2 separate regions of the Homo sapiens genome follow, and region 1 is linked to region 2. Evidence: chromatin loops called from intact Hi-C (ENCODE). Cell type or tissue: dorsolateral prefrontal cortex. All regions are shown on one strand.

What was found. A loop is a pair of places that touch in the nucleus more often than their neighbours do. Peaks named below come from ENCODE experiments on the same cell type or tissue, not always from the same donor. Only the 100,000 strongest peaks of a DNase experiment are listed, where the experiment ranks them.
Region 1: it touches region 2 in a loop (4-fold over the local background); 5 of 110 quality-filtered maps call a loop at or near these places.

The regions. Positions count from the first base shown.
Region 1 is chr15:28,188,834-28,196,833 of GRCh38, forward strand. It overlaps HERC2 (HECT and RLD domain containing E3 ubiquitin protein ligase 2), which reads right to left. Exons shown (of 93, transcript NM_004667.6): 51 at 7,628-7,736; 52 at 7,382-7,521; 53 at 3,128-3,318; 54 at 2,306-2,411; 55 at 2,132-2,223. Among named protein-coding and RNA genes, the nearest start is that of OCA2, 94 kb to the left of the region's middle. In dorsolateral prefrontal cortex, CTCF peaks have their summits at 3,150 and 3,349; a DNase peak (open chromatin) is centred at 3,198; H3K27ac peaks cover 605 bases.
Region 2 is chr15:28,122,776-28,130,775 of GRCh38, forward strand. HERC2 (HECT and RLD domain containing E3 ubiquitin protein ligase 2) reads right to left here. Exons shown (of 93, transcript NM_004667.6): 82 at 7,728-7,819; 83 at 7,388-7,527; 84 at 2,231-2,418; 85 at 1,262-1,459. Among named protein-coding and RNA genes, the nearest start is that of OCA2, 27 kb to the left of the region's middle. In dorsolateral prefrontal cortex, CTCF peaks have their summits at 849 (motif pointing left), 1,059, 3,468 (motif pointing right), 3,673 and 1 weaker place; DNase peaks (open chromatin) are centred at 876, 3,096, 5,486 and 5,946; H3K27ac peaks cover 2,346 bases.

The sequences.
Region 1 (8,000 bases), 66 kb after region 2:
TGCCAGCACTTTGGGAGGCCAAGGTGGGCAGATCACCTGAGGTCAGGAGTTCGAGACCAGCCTGGCCAACATGACAAAACCCCGTCTCTATTAAAAATACAAAAATTAGCTGGGTGAGGTGGTGGGCACCTGTAATCCCAGCTACTCGGAAGGCTGCGGCAGGAGAATCACTTGAACCCAGGATGTGGTGGTTGCGGTAAGCTGAGATCTGCCACTGCACTCCAGCCTGGGCGACAGAGTGAGACTCAGTCTCAAAAAAAAGAAAAGAAAATTCCCATAACAAACTATTTGTACAGCAAAGGCCATGCTTAAGATGCAGTGGCTCCACAGGAATGGTACAGTCTAGTTCTTTGGTCAGCTGGGGGCATGCAGGTTAGGTCAGGAGTTTTCCATTTACCTGCAATGCTTCGTATTTCTCATGTACATGACATACACTAAGTATCACAGGATGAATGGTTTTGAATTGAAAATTTCTTGGATTAAAGATATCTTTTACGAATGATAATCTCCATTGTTGATTTAATTACTTAGTTTCTGGTTTGGCTAAAGTAAAAACATCCTCTGAACTATGTAACTAAGGCACTCTACAGGCTGTATTCGGTTACATTGCAATAAGTTACCAGTAAAATGCATTAAAACTCAAGATTAATTTTTTCAGATAAATTCAATATTATCTTTCATTTTTATAGTTTGCCAATTTCTTCACTTATTAGCACCACTGGTATTGGCTATAATGAATCAGTGTATTATGAAATAGTTCCATGACATTCCAGAATAAATGGTAACTACTGTGAATGTACTACGTATTTCAAAATAGCTAAAAGAGAGGATTTTAAATGTTCTCACCACAAAAAAGTGATAAATATTTGAGGTGATGGATACATTATTTAGCATGATTTGATCATTCCACAAAGTATACATGTAACAAAACATCACAGTGTTCTCCAAAAATAAATACAAATTATTACAAATTACTATTTGGTTAAAACTAAAATAAAACTTTTTTAAAAAATGAATGGTTAACTACATTTAATAATTAAAAAATAAACTCATCAGTTATAAACTTTAAATGAATACAAAAATCAACTATTTGATATTTTTATCTGCTATCATTATAATTAGTCTACACCAGACAACAGTATACATAGTACAAAAATATCTTTTTTTTTCTTTCTTTCTTTTTTTTTTTTTTGAGACAAGAGTCTGGCTCTGTCGCCCAGGCTGGAGTGCAGTGGCACGATCTCGGCTCACTGTAAGCTCCGCCTCCCGGGTTCATGCCATTCTCCCGCCTCAGCCTCCCAAGTAGCTGGGACTACAGGTGCCTGCCACTACGCCCGGCTAATTTTTTTTTTTTTTTTTTTTTTTTTAGTAGAGACGGGGTTTAACTGTGTTAGCCAGGATGGTCTCGATCTCCTGAGCTCGTGATCTGCCCGCCTCAGCCTCCCAGAGTGCTGGGATTACAGGCGTGAGCCACCGCGCCCGGCCAACAAAAGTATCTTAATTTGTCTTATTTTACATATATTTAATGTATTAAAAATCATGCTGACATCCTATGTGGAAAGGTTTACTAAAAATTTGAGAGAGAGAGATAATTGCTGATCTGTAGTATGTGGGTACTGTTTAAAAGAACCTTCACTGATTCTTTCAAACTTTTCCAGAGATAAACTTAGACTCATTTTGAAAGCTGCCTTATTAACCAAAAAATTGCCACTCCGTGACAAGTTCAGCACTTGATGCCAACAGGTGTGACGACAAAAAAGCAACTTCAGCGTCACATATATGGTCAGGAAAACCACCAGAAACTGAGATATTTAATGAAAACCGAAGTGTTCAGATGCAATCAGCAACCTAAAATGCCTGATGAAAACTTTTGCTAGGAGCAGTTACCAAGTATACCTCTGCTACCAAAGAGAGTGAGAATGAAATTTGTTTCCTTTTCAAGCTGAACTGATAAGCAGCAAATTCAGTTGTACAAAATAAGTTGTATCTTTTAAAGTGTCAAAATTTAAAACAGAAAGAACCAATTATTTAAACGGGGAAAAACTGGGCTCAATGCTAGTATAGAAATGGCCAAGTCACCTCCCTTGTCATCTGTAAATCATCCAAATGGAACACTAGCATAGCTACTTACCTCTGTGCAGTCATTCAGAAGGGGCACTGTGGTGTCAGAAGGGTTAATATTGATTGTCTTTAGTTCAATAAGGTTATTCAGGGAATTTCCACCTAGGAAAAAATGGGTAAAGAATCAAACAAAGGCGTCTTTATTATAGAAGGTACTTCTTTTTAGGTAAACTAACTGAATTACCTGACACTACAACCAGGGACGGCATGTAGCTACTGTCAGCAGGATCTACGATCATTTTTAATCTATGAACAAGAACATCTGGGAAAATCTCCAAACGAATCCAGTGCTTTAGAAAAACAAAAAAACCACATTCTCAGTTAGCAAAATTCAGCTATATTTTAGCTACTACAATAGTATCGTTGAAGCTTGAATCTACATGAGATTTTTTCAATATAAAATGTAGCATGAGAGAGAATTTTCCCTCAACCTGGCAGCAACAAGAATATTCTACGCCATTCTTTGATTGTTAGAGAAAAGTCTCACTCTAAGACTCAGAAACCATGTATCTATATACTCCTGGCCTAGGGTGGTCCTTTTACCCACCAAGTGAGTGACAGAAAACACTACAGTCGAGATGGAGAAAGGCCCTGTCCTAAAGTCTGACCTGTGTGCCCACGAGGTGCCTCCACGCGTTGGTGTAATCACAACAGCACTCCAATGTGCAACACAAATTTGCTAGACTATACTAGAAAAACTTCTAACCAGAAGCAAATCTGAATTCATACATTCTATGCAGGAGAGGAGGAAAAAAAGCCTGACCACATCCTCTATCAAGTGGTCAGTTAGATAAAATCTATTACTCGTATTGTTTAAAATCTCTGACAATAAAATTGGATGGTATATAACTCTAACTTTGAAATAACTTATAAATTAAAACATAACGTGAGTACTGACAGGTGCTATCAGCAAAACTTTGCAGGCTGCTCAAAGTTCATTTTGAAAATGTACAAGGCAAAACCATCGGTGTGAAAGTGCCCGCTGCTGTGCCCTATTAGATGCTACCTTTCCTTGCGACCCCGATGACTGCCAGCAGGGCTCGCTGCCGTCAATGAGACGGGATGCCTGGTTCACGGAGGACGACACATTCAGGCTCTTCACCATGCGGGACCAGCTGTCCAGCAGCATGCCTGGCTGGCTGCTGTGGCAACGCTTCAGCTGTTTTCCAGAACGGCCACAAAATACCGCAGACTGACCTATTTCGTGATAGTCAAAAAGAGAATTAACCCTTGCTGAACTGGGGAGAAACATCATGATCAAGAATATTACATAGTAAGGAGCTTCTTAAAGAAAAATAGAAAGTTTCAAACTGAAAGGAGTTAATAAATGCCACAAATGGTTTCCCTAGTCAAGATATAGTTACACCAATTTATGAGATGAAGTCCACATAATGCTATGATTTATTCTACTAAAACCTCCCAGGGAACAACAGCAGATTAATATATTTCCAAAGAAAACAAAATAAGCTGTGGGAAAAGTTCAATAACAGCACTCACAAAAACCATTCTTATTAAAAATGCTTTTATAAATACAAGGCAAAAAGTAAATTGTAAAGTGCTTCCACTTCCATTAATGGCAAATCTGGAATTCAACTGGCATTCCCCATCAAAGACAACTAGTAAAGCCAGACAAAACACTCAAAAATAAATAAATTCTCTTCGAACTATCAGAATTCAGGAGAAAATAAAGAATTACAAGGTCAGAACCGCAGGAAGACCCGAGGCGAATGGAGGTGTCAAGATGACGCACACCACGGATCAGAGGCTGCTGTTCCCTGATGGCATCACCAGGTTCCAAGCAAAGTCCCTGAGACGACACATAGCATTTTGACAGCCTCGTGAAGGGAAGGGAAAGGAATGGGGTCCAGAAAGACCAGGAAGGCTGAGGATGCTACAGAAATACAACCCACACTTGGAACCCCAACAGGAAATACCCCAAAAGTCAGAGTGAACTATGAAGGGTTTTTGGGTTTCCCTTTTTTTTTTTCCAACAGATTGCAACTCAGCATAAAATCATCTCAATCAATGAATGCTGATTAAGGTAAGCCCAGATAGTCACTAACCTTTACCAAGTAGCTCACAGAACAACCTTCTCTCCTCCATTCCTTGGAGAACAATAACATCTTAGCCTCAAAATGAGTCAAGAAATAACTTTTTAAATACAATGTCCAGTACATAATGACACATGAAAAGGCAAGAAAATATGACTAAAAATTACCAGAAATGATAGGACAGAAACAGACCCACAAAGGCTCCATATATTGGAGTTAGAAGACACAGACTTTAATATAATAACTATGCTTACTGTGTTCAAAAAGATAATATTTCAGCAGAGAACCAAAAACTACTGAAAATAAAACAGAAAGACTAGAACTGATAAATTGAATAATTAAAATTAAGAACTTAATGAGTAAGTTTAGAACACACTGAACTCAGCTGAAGAGAAAGTAAAAATATCTGGAATGAAGAACTGAGGAACAAAAGTTTAGAAAACATAACAAGAAGGTAAAAGATCTGCAGGACAGAGGTTAGGCCTAACACAAATGAAAGAAGAGTCCCCCCAAAAAGATAGAAAAGAGAATAGAGCAGAGGCAACATGTGAAGAAATACTGAAAGACAGAATTTTCCAAAACAGACAACAGATATCATGCCCCAGAAGCCCTACCAACCCCAAGAAAGATAAACATCTCCATGCACATGTAAAACCTGTGCAAGATGAAAACAAAAAGACTCTCTGAAAAGCAGACGAAGGAAAAATAAAATGAACCACAATTAGACTTCCATCCAACTTCAGGAGAAATAATATAAACCAAATTGCAATGGAATACTATTTTTAAAGTGGTGAAAGAAAACACCTAGCAAAAAGACTTTTCAAAAATAAAGGAGAAATAAAGACATTTTCAGACATACAAAAATAGACAATTTGTAACCCACAAAGACACATTTTTAAAAATATCAAGGGGTATCTTCAGGCAGGAGAAAAACAGTATAGATGGAAAATTAAAGAGGAAGAAAAAAGTGGAGAGAAATTACAAAGTATGCAGAAAAATCTAAATGAATATTGACTACATAAAATCATCACATGCCCCACATGTATTGTTTGATCCTTTGACCTTTTTTTTTTTTTTTGAGACAGAATCTCCCTCTGCCACCCAGGCTGGAGTGCAGTGGCACGATCTCGGCTCACTGCAAGCTCCACATCCTGGGTTCACGCCATTCTCCCGCTTCAGCCTCCCGAGTAGCTGGGACTACAGGCGCCCGCCACCACGCCCGGCTAATTTTTTGTATTTTTAGTACAGACGGGGTTTCACCGTGTTAGCCAGGATGGTCTCGATCTCCTGACCTCGTGATCCACCCGCCTCGCCTCCAAAAGTGCTGGGATTACAGGTGTGGATCACAAGGTCAGGAGATCGAGACCATCCTGGCTAACACGGTGAAACCCCATCTCTACTAAAAATACAAAAAATTAGCCGGGCGTGGTGGCGGGCGCCTGTAGTCGCAGCTACTCGGGAGGCTGAAGCGGGAGAATGGCATGAACCCGGGAAGCGGAGCTTGCAGTGAGCCAAGATCACGCGCCACTGCACTCCAGCCTGGGCGACAGAGCGAGACTCCGTCTCAAAAAAAACAAAACAAAACAAAACAAAAAAACAGGCATGAGCCACTGTGCCTGGCCGATCCTTTGACATTTTTTGGAACTTTTGTTTGAGCATATGACCCACTTAGCATATGACTGGATTTTATGAACATTTTCTGTGTGCATAAAAGAATGTCTTCTATAGTTCTGTTAGATATGTATTTATATAAAATGTATAAAATTTTGGCTGGATGCAGTGGCTCATGCATGTAACCCCAGCACTTTGGGAGACTGAGGTGGGTGGATCACCTGAGGTCAGGAGTTCAAGAGCAGCCTGGCCAACATGGTGAAATCTCACCTCTACTAAAAATACAAAAATTAGCCAGGCATGGTGGTGGGAGCCTGTAATCCCAGCTACTCGGGAGGCTGATGCAGGAGAATTGCTTGAGCCCGGGAGGTGTCAGTTACAGTGAGCCAGGATCGCGCCACTGCACTCCAGCCTGGGCAACAGAGTGAGACTCCGTCTCAAAAAAAAAAAAAATTAAAATATGTTAAGAACATATAAATCAGAATGAAGATAAATGATCTTAAAGAGAACTAAGGTTTTTGCATTGTTTAGGTGGAGAATATACTAATAATAGATTTAAATGAGTCAAAAATAGATGTTATAATTAATATCTTCAGTAACTACTAAAACTAAAAATGTATATAACATATGCACTCCTTATACACAGAGTGAGACTCTGTCTCAAAAAAATAATAATTAAAAAACAAATAGAAAAGTTAGCTGAGCGTGGTGGCTCAGGCCTGTAATCCCAGCTACTCAGGAGGCTGAGACAGGAGAATTGCTTGAACCTAGGAGGCGGAGGTTGCACTGAGCCAAGATCGTGCCACTGCAGTCCAGCCTGGGCGACAGACTGAGACTCTGTCTCACAAAGAAAAAAAGTGATATATGCATACAGTGGAATATTATTTAGCCATTAAAAAGGATGACGTTCTGACACATGCTACAATACGGATGAAGCTTAAATACATTACGCTAAACACAAAAGGATAAATCTTATATGGTTTCACCTAGATGAGATGTCTGGAGTGGTCATATTCATAGAGACCAAAGTTAGATTCAAGGTTACCAGGGTTGGGGTAAGGGGAAGTAGGGCAGTTAAATTGCTTAATGGGTACAGAGTTTCTGATCGGAGTGGTGAAAAGTTTTGGTAAGAGACAGTTGTGATGGTTGTGCAACACTGTACTTAAGGTACTTAATACCCTGAATTATAAACTTAGAAAATGATTAAGTGGCTAATTTTAAGTTATATATATTTTGCCACAATGACAAATACAATAAAAGGTATATAAATTAAAAAACTCACTCTCCATCTAACCAATTCCACATGCCATGCAACTAAACACTTACTAGTTTCTTGAGATTCTTTTAATGTTTCTTTATGGAAAAACAAGCAAACAAGCCTAGTTATTCTAATTCTTCCCCGACACCCCATCCTGATTTTTTTAAAAAGCCAGCCAGTCATCAGCGGGTAGGACCGTCACTTCCGTCTCACTGTACTCACTCTACAGAATTACTGTATACATAGGAACCTTAAAATAACAAATTCCAATACACTGTGGTCCACAATAAGTATTTCATTAATATTTGGTGGAAGAGAGAATATAAACATTCTGCCATACCTGGTTCATTTATTCTGCCAAATGTATGCCTGGTATTGTGTTTTTTGGTCTTGAAACACGTTTCACAAAAATCAAAGTCATCACAGTTTCTGCATTTGAATCTGGATCCATTGATAGGAAACATCTGACATCCATCACACCTATTTGTAAAATAGCAACTGAGTTAAGAAAGGTCATTTATTAAACTTAATTCAACAGAAAACCATTCGTCCCAAAGCAAATCTAGCAACCATAAAAATAACTCACGTAACCCCAGGATGAATACTGGGTACCAACTCCATTTCTGATAGCAACCCAGTCCAGTGAGACTGCTGGGGAAAGTCGACAATGATATCTTTTCCATTGGCACTGAAAGCTAGGACAGAACAGAAATCACCTGATCCATCTTCCTCTTCACCAATAAAAACCTGAACTTAAAACTGCACCTAGCCATGTCATACTACATTGTAGTTATTTGTTTTTTACAAAGAGTCTACCTTTTAGAGATAGGTACTAAAATGCTTATGGATGAACTAATACATGATGTCAGCGCCTGGTTTCAAAATAATCACAAGAAGGGAGCATGAATAATTTTGGCCTGAGGCGACAATCGTTAAAGCCAGGTAATGAGCACATGGAG
Region 2 (8,000 bases):
TCCCCTGCTCTCCTGCAGCCCCAGCAGGTGCCAGATGCTGCTGCCCACCGCTCCCCTACCACACACCAGCTCCCACCCATGCCCCGCTCACAGCCTGCACAACGCTCACACAGGGCCAGGTGGGACGTGCCCTGCCTCTCACTTTTTTTCTCCCTACAAAGAAAGGTTTTTTTCCTCTGTGCTGCCTATTATCATCACCACTTTGAAGGATTAAAAAAAGAAGGTAAAATTAATCGTTTGCTACTTTTTATTATTGAACAGTAATTGAAATTATGTTTCCTATCCATTTTACCTGCCCAAGATTTCTTCTGCCTCTCTCATCAGAGAGATGGTCTTTCCATTAAACACAAGCCTGACCACTTCCACCCTCAGGCACACGTGAAAGTAAAATGAATGTACCAGTCCTGTTCAGCAGAAATCGTTCTAGCCAAGTGGAAACAAAGCCGGTCTTTAAAAAGTAACCTGCTGGGACAGGACTCCAAAACATTGCAATTTTATTAAATCACTAAGAATGGGCCATAATATTCGACAACAAAATACATTAGAGAATCACAATCAGGATTAGTGGTCCTCAATCCAATTCTATAACTTTTCCCTATACAGAGATGCCCCTACCGTATGGTAATTAGCCCCTTCAAGATCATCTTGTCAAGCTGCTTGCCAGAAACTAACCCAACTTCTAGAAAGCTCCAACTATTAGCAACATCTACAGGTCAAAACCTGCCTGGTGACTTTCAGATGCCCTCACTCATGACTGTATTATTCACCACCTGTTAATTCTCACTTGGCCAGCAATCTCTACACATTCAGGCACGGACCTTCGAGGTGATATATCTGTGACTCCTGGCCCCCTCTGCTGGACATCCTGAGAGAAACAGCCCAATCGCCGGCCTTCCTGTGTCAGTGGGGACTTGCCATAGCCACAAGGCCAGGCAGGCAGAGAAGGACCGCAGGAACAAAGGCTTAGTTTATGAAGGCCCCACCTCATCCTTCTGGAGCAGTGAGAGGCAGAGATTATGAAGGAGAGATGCAGCATCTTACTGTTTGCTTTTAATATAAACTCCAAAAGGGAACAGATTTTTGTCTGTTTTCTCATTGATATAAAGTACCCAGAACAGAGCCTGGCATGCAGGAGGCATTCCGTGAACATTTGCTGAATGAGCTGTATTCTATGTGTTCTATTCCCAGTATAGGAATTCTATTGGGTTACATGTACTGAAGACACCAGTTTCCCCTAGAGCAAAGATTGCCACTTGAATACCTTTCCCTGGGATATCAGAATTCCTCGGAGAGTGTCGAACCCAACAGAAGGCCCGAGTCCAGTTTCGTCGAGCGAGCCTTCCAGGTCGAACATGGGGATGCAGGGGCAGAAGAGCTCGGAGAGGTGGTGCAGCAGCAGCAGACGGTTCCTCAGCGCAATGATGGGGATCTCCTGCAGGTGATTGTACTCCATGGGGACCTAGAACACAGAAATGGCCTTCAGCCCCTCAGGCACCAAAGGCACACGGGGGCCAGTGTGGCATCCATTAAGGATTCTGAAAACAATTGTTTCAAATACAGAGAAGCACTATGGTGTCTGAGTTTGGTTTGCACAACCTCACTGTGCTGCTTTTAAAATAATATTCTGTCCAGTTTGACTGTAAAAAAAATTAGTCTATACAAATAAATTCACTAAGAAATGTGAGGCATGTACTAGCAGAACAGTTTGGTGTGGAAGAGTTTGGTGTGGGTTATAAGATATAGAAGGTGATACACACTGTACACACAGAATATTGGCTGGCATGAACATTCAAGGTTCTTTTGAGACAGGGTCTCACTCTGTCACCCAAGTAAGAGGGCAGTGGTGCAATCACTGCAGCTTGGACCTTTCAGACTCAAGTGATCCTCCCACCTCAGCCCTCAGCCTCCCAGGTAGCTGGGACTACAGGTGCATGCCACTATGCCTGACTAATTTTGTAGAGACAGGGTTTTGCTATGTTGTCCAGGCTGGTCCTGAACTCCTGAGTTCAAGCAATCCGCCCACCTTGGCCTCCCAAAGTGTTGGGATTACAGGTGTGAGCCACCACAACCAGCCAAATATCAAGGTTCTTAAATGCACTGTGTGGTTAACATTTACTGAGCCTGAATTATTTTCACCAAGAAGCCTCTGTAAACACACAACGACAGGATGCAGCATGTGACAGGAGCACACTTTGCTTGCCCCCGACCCACCCAACCTGCCCGGACTCACCTGTGCAGGGAGTTTGCCAGCACTGGCGGGCTTGCTGGTCGACCAGGCGAGGGTATGTGCTGAGCCACAGGCCACACGGTTGACCTTCTTACCCTGAAGGGCAGCTACCAACCGAGGCCTCTGGATGGCATTGGTGGTTCCGTCTCCCAGTTGTCCCTCATCATTGTCGCCCCATGTATAAACCTCACCTGAATGAAGTGAATTTAGAATCAGAACCTGTATACTAGGGCCAACAAACGCATGGCTGCCAGTGTCTTCCCACCACACACAGCACCAACGCTCCCTGCCCTTCAGCTGGTGTTGACCTAGTTGTCAACTTTACATATGACCTAGACATGAATGTCTGCTTTAGGTATGACCTAAACATGAATACATGCTAATTACACATCCAAAGAGGCGAGTATACTTCCCAGGACTCTCCACAGCCCCTGTTGGCCACCAGGCCTCTTCTAGTGAGAGACACACAACTCTGGTCTTAAGCCTCCAACAGTGTTAGTTCTCAGGACTAGGCATGAACAGCAGCAGTTCTCCATCAGAATAATATTAGAACAGATAGCAATATCCCGAACATCCCAAATCCATCTAATATTAAAACACATAGCAATATCCCTAACATTCCAAATTGCTCTTGCATGCGAAACAGAAAAGAAAAAGTCTGTTTTATTTATTTTATACTTTTTTTTTTGAGACAGGGTCTCACACTCTGTTGCCCAGGCTGGAGTAAACTGGCATGATCACGGTTCACTGCAGCCTCAACCTCCCCAGCTCAAGTGATCCTCCCACCTCATCTCCCAAAGTGTTGGGATTACATGCATGAACCACTGTGATGAAGTCTCACTTTGTCGCCCAGGCTGGAATGCAGTGGTGCGATCTCAAGCTCACCGCAACCTCCGCCTCCCGGGTTCGAGCGATTCTCCGGCCTCAGCCTCCTGAGTAGCTAGGCTCACAGGCACGCACCACCATGCCCAGCTAATTTTTGTATTTTTAGCAGAGACAGGGTTTCACCATGTGGGTCAGGCTGGTCTCGAACTCCTGACTTGGTGATCCACCTGAAAATCTATGTTTTTAAAATCAAAACCACAATGTGATACCACCTCACTCCTGCAAGAATGGCCATAATAAAATAAGAATAAAAAAAAATAGATGTTGGTATGGATGTGGTGAAAAGGGAACACTTATACTGCTGGTGGGAACAGAAACCAGTACAACACATTGAGATTTTCCCCCACTAGAGGGCGATAAAAACTAACAACAAGCTATCTGTGAAAACGCGTTGTGATGGAAAGCATTTTCCACGCTCCACTATGGAAAAGTATGGAGATTCCTCAAAGAACTAAAAGTAGATCTACCATTTGATCCAGCAATCCCACCACTAGGTACCTACCCAGAAGAAAAGACGTCATTATTTGAAAAAACACTTGCACACACATGTTTATAGCAGCACAATTTGCAATTACACAAATATGGAACCAGCTCCAAAGCCCATCCATCAATGAGTGGATAAAGAAAATGTGGTATATATACACCATGGAATACTACTAGCCATAAAAAGGAATGAAATGATTGCATTTGCCACAACCTGGATGGGACTAGAGACCATTATTCTAAGTAAAGTAACTCAGGAACGGAAAACCAAACCATATGTTCTCATGCGATGAGGATGCAACGGCATAAGAATGACACAATGGACTTTGGAGACTCGGGGGAAAGGGTAGGAGAGGAGTGAGGGATAAAAGACTACACATTGGGTACTGTGTACACTACTTGGGTGATGGGAGCACCCACCTCTCAGACATCACCTCTAAAGAGCTTATTCATGTAACCAAACACCACCTGTTCGCCAAAAACTTGTTGAAATAAAAATAAATTTAAAAAATAACATAAAAAAAGAACATGCCGTTTCTGTTCATATCCTAAACATAAGATTCACCATTCGCAAGAATCATCACACTTTTCAGTGCACCGTGTGGGACCTCAACCAAGAAATACCACCGGAAAATATTCTCAGGCAAGGTCCCTGGTGACCAGGATGGAAACAAGGCTCATGTTCTCTGGAGACACCATCAGGATTGTCAAATCCAGAGAGACTCCTCGGGTGTCTGGAAAGTGTGACGCCTGCGTGGTCAAGGGCAGTGTACTTGTCTCCTGCCCCTGCCTGCTCTCCACACGTTGGTCCTAAAGCCACGAGGCGGGTGTCGCACACACAAGGTGAGGAGGGTGTCTCTGCAGACGCAGCTGGGCATAGGGAATGAGTCTGTGAGAGTGAGGAGGGCTTCCACCCAGGTGCTAGCTCCGAGGGGAGTCAGCCAAGACCCCCACATGCAAGGGGAGGAGCCACACAGGGGAGGATGAGATGCTGGTTATGCACGGGGGGAGTGGCCAAATCGCCAGAAAAGAAAGGATCTGCAAGGTTGCCATGAGAAAACTGGAATGAACCCTGTGGATCCAAACTGGACCTGGGGATACTGGTGTGAACTCACAGTTTTCAACAGACATCAAACATAAACCAGGGTATTGTTTACATTACTATTCCCTGGCTTTGTCCACTGAGGAGGTCTGGGGAGCGGTGACGCCTCAATAGCAATGAGCACACCCATCATCCAGACCTTGTCTTCTCAAGGCCATTCTCCTCCACAGATGCCAGGGCTCCTTGGAGAAATGGCCAGGTCGAGGCGTGGGGCATGGCGGGAACAAGTGGAGGCTAATCATCTTCTTCTGCCAGAGCAAGGAAGTACTCCCAGACAACGGGGACACACAAAAAGGGGGCAGAGCCAGCCAAATAGAGCACAACTAGAGCATCAAAATAAATAGACTATATACCCCAATGAATACATTAGGATCCATGATTCCCACTCAGATAAAACAAATACATGAATTGATTCAAAGCTGCATGAGAAAGGAATATTTAAATAGATTCAGGATGTCCCTACTAAATACTTGTTAATTATAAAGAATGTTCGCAGTGAAAAGCATGGCAGACAATGTAACCAAGCAACTGTAGTGAGCATCATCAGCAAGCAGACAAACTGCATGTCACCTGCAAGGATGAACTGTGACGATCAAAGACACACAACCCGAATCTACGCAGAAACATCGCAAAAAATCCAAACAGAAGAATGTGCTACAAAATAACTGGTGTCAAGTTGCAAGAAGCCCAGGAAGACGAGGAAGTGAAACGATGATGCCAGGCACTGAGAGAGTGTCACAGGACAGAGGGTACAGCTTGCCAGCTGACTGGCAGGCAATGTGCTGCAAATGGGCATGGGCGTCAGGCGGGGTGGGGGAGTGTGAACTGGCTGGCAGGACGAGCCTCCCTGTTTGTGGGAAACACACTGAAAAGCTCAGGACGCGGCAGCAGGACAGCAACTCACTCTCATGTGGACTGGGATAAGCAAGTTCTAGGTAATGTACTTCCAACTGGTTTGCTTCCAACTGTGATTTGTCTCAAAATTTAAAAGAATTAAATAAGTCAAATAAAAAGTTCTGGATCAAGAACTACAATGTCCTTCCACTACAGGCCACAGAAGTTGCTCATTCATCCATGAGCCTCTTCCCTCAATGAAATGATTAAAGGGTGCATGCTTATATAATTCACCAAAGGCTTTAACGAGGAGCACAGTTTGTGCGAAGGCCATGTTAATGAAAGATGGCGCCCACGTTTTTCACTGCTGCCATAACACATCCCCACAGCCCGGCTGGCTTAAACAACACACACTTAGGATCCTTTCGCTCTGCAGGTGAGAAGCCCCGCATGGGTCTGTCTCCCTTCCCAGAGGCCCCAGGGGAGAGTTTCCTTGCTCATTCAGACACAGCTCAGTTCTCTGTGGGACTGAGGTCCAGGTTCCTTGCTGGCTGAGCTATTCCCAGCTTCCAGGGGCCACCCCATTCCCCAGCCCTGTTCCTCCACGAAAGCCAGCAACAGAGGGTAGAGAGCTCTCAGACTTTGAAAATCTTTCTACTACCTCTTCAGTCACATCTCTGACTGACTCTTCTGCCTCCTTTTCTGATCAAAGGGTCTGTGTGATTACACTGGGCCCACTAAATAATCCAGAATAATCTCCATATCATCAAGTCAGCTGACTCACAAACTTCATTTGACCTGAAAAGTCCCTTTTGCCATTGTGTTGGGGTTCCCCGGACCGCCCCACGCTCCTGATTCTCCAGCATGACTTACAAGACTCAGCATACACTCCTCCTCACAGTTACAGTGTATTATGGCAAGAGGACACAGAGTAAGACCAGCACAGGGATGGGGACCTGTGGCAAAGCAGTGGGGGAACCAGGAGCAAGCTTCCAGAGTCCTCTCCCACAGGAGCCACACAGGACGAGCTTAACTGCCCCGGCACTGAGCTGTGTCAGGTGCTGTCTGCCGGGAAGCTGGGTAGAGACTCCAGGCCCAGGGTTTCCATCAGGGCTGATCACACAGGCACCCCCTGCCTGGCGCGTACCAAGTTCCAGACCAAGGAAAGCAGATTTCAGCACAGAACATGTCGCTTGTACAGACAGTTCAGGCACAGTGAACCACACCTACCACCTAGGGAACAGGGGATCCCTCCCGAAACCCAGGTTCCCAGACACCAGCAGAGGGCCAAGCCTGCAGCAGGTCTGTCTAAGGACACGTCTCAGGCTGGCTGCTAGCTCTGTTCTGCACAGCCCAGTAATAAGTAATAAATAGAACTCATTCACAGGTTTAACAGCAGGGGCTGAAGATGACAGGGCCAAAGCCCTGCTGACTGCAGATAGATTCTCAGGACACAGTATAAGCCTCTGCCTCCTTTTTTTTTTTTTTTTTGAGACAGTCTTGCTCTGTCACCAGGCTGGAGTGCAATGGCACGATCTTGGCTCACTGCAACCTCCACCTCCCGGGTTCAAGTGATTCTCCTGCCTCAGCCTCTTGAGTAGCTGAGATGCAGGCGCGCGCCACCATGCCCAGCTAATTTTTGTATTTTTAGTAGAGATGATGTTTACCGTGTAGGCCAGGCTGGTCTCGATCTCTTGACCTCGTGATCCGCCTGCCTCAGCCTCCCAAAGTGCTGGGGCAACAGGAGTGAGCCACCACACCTGGCCTGTGCCCCCTTTTAAGGCTGCGCATGTCCTTCATGCTCAACCCTCTTAGATTCACAGGCCTCAGTCCTGCGGCACTGAGCCCCTACCTACCATCCTCTGTGCAGCACACACAGTGCAGGGAGCCAGTGGCGATGGCGATGACTTTCTTCCCCTGCAACCCTTGGACCTGCCGAGGCCTTCGAACATGGTCATCTGATCCATGGCCCAACCTGTGATAATCGCCTTTGCCCCTGCACACAAAGGAAGCATGGAAATTATGGGGCAAGGTGATCTCACTGACCACCCTGACCAGCCTCCTGGGCAGCCTCTGCTGTTCAGGACACAACCATAGCCTGCTGCAGAAGCTACATTCCCATCCATGAAAAGGTGGTGCACATACCCCAATAAAAATCTGGTTTTAGTGGGTTTAAACAAACAGAATCTTGCGTACCAGGTATAAACAGCTCCAGATTTGGTAAGGGCAACAGAAAACTGGGATCCGCATTCCACTTTAACTACTCCAAGACCAGTAAGAGAATCAATCTAGAGGGGGAAAAGGTTCAATTAGACAGACAGCAACAAGGCTCCTGCTGACTGCTATAACCACACTGAGATTTAACTAAATCTAGTAAGAATTCTGAAAACTTGTACCCATGATGAATAATTAGTGCAACATAAAATCATATTCCACTTAATCTCAGCACTCTCAGGAGGCAGGCGGGAC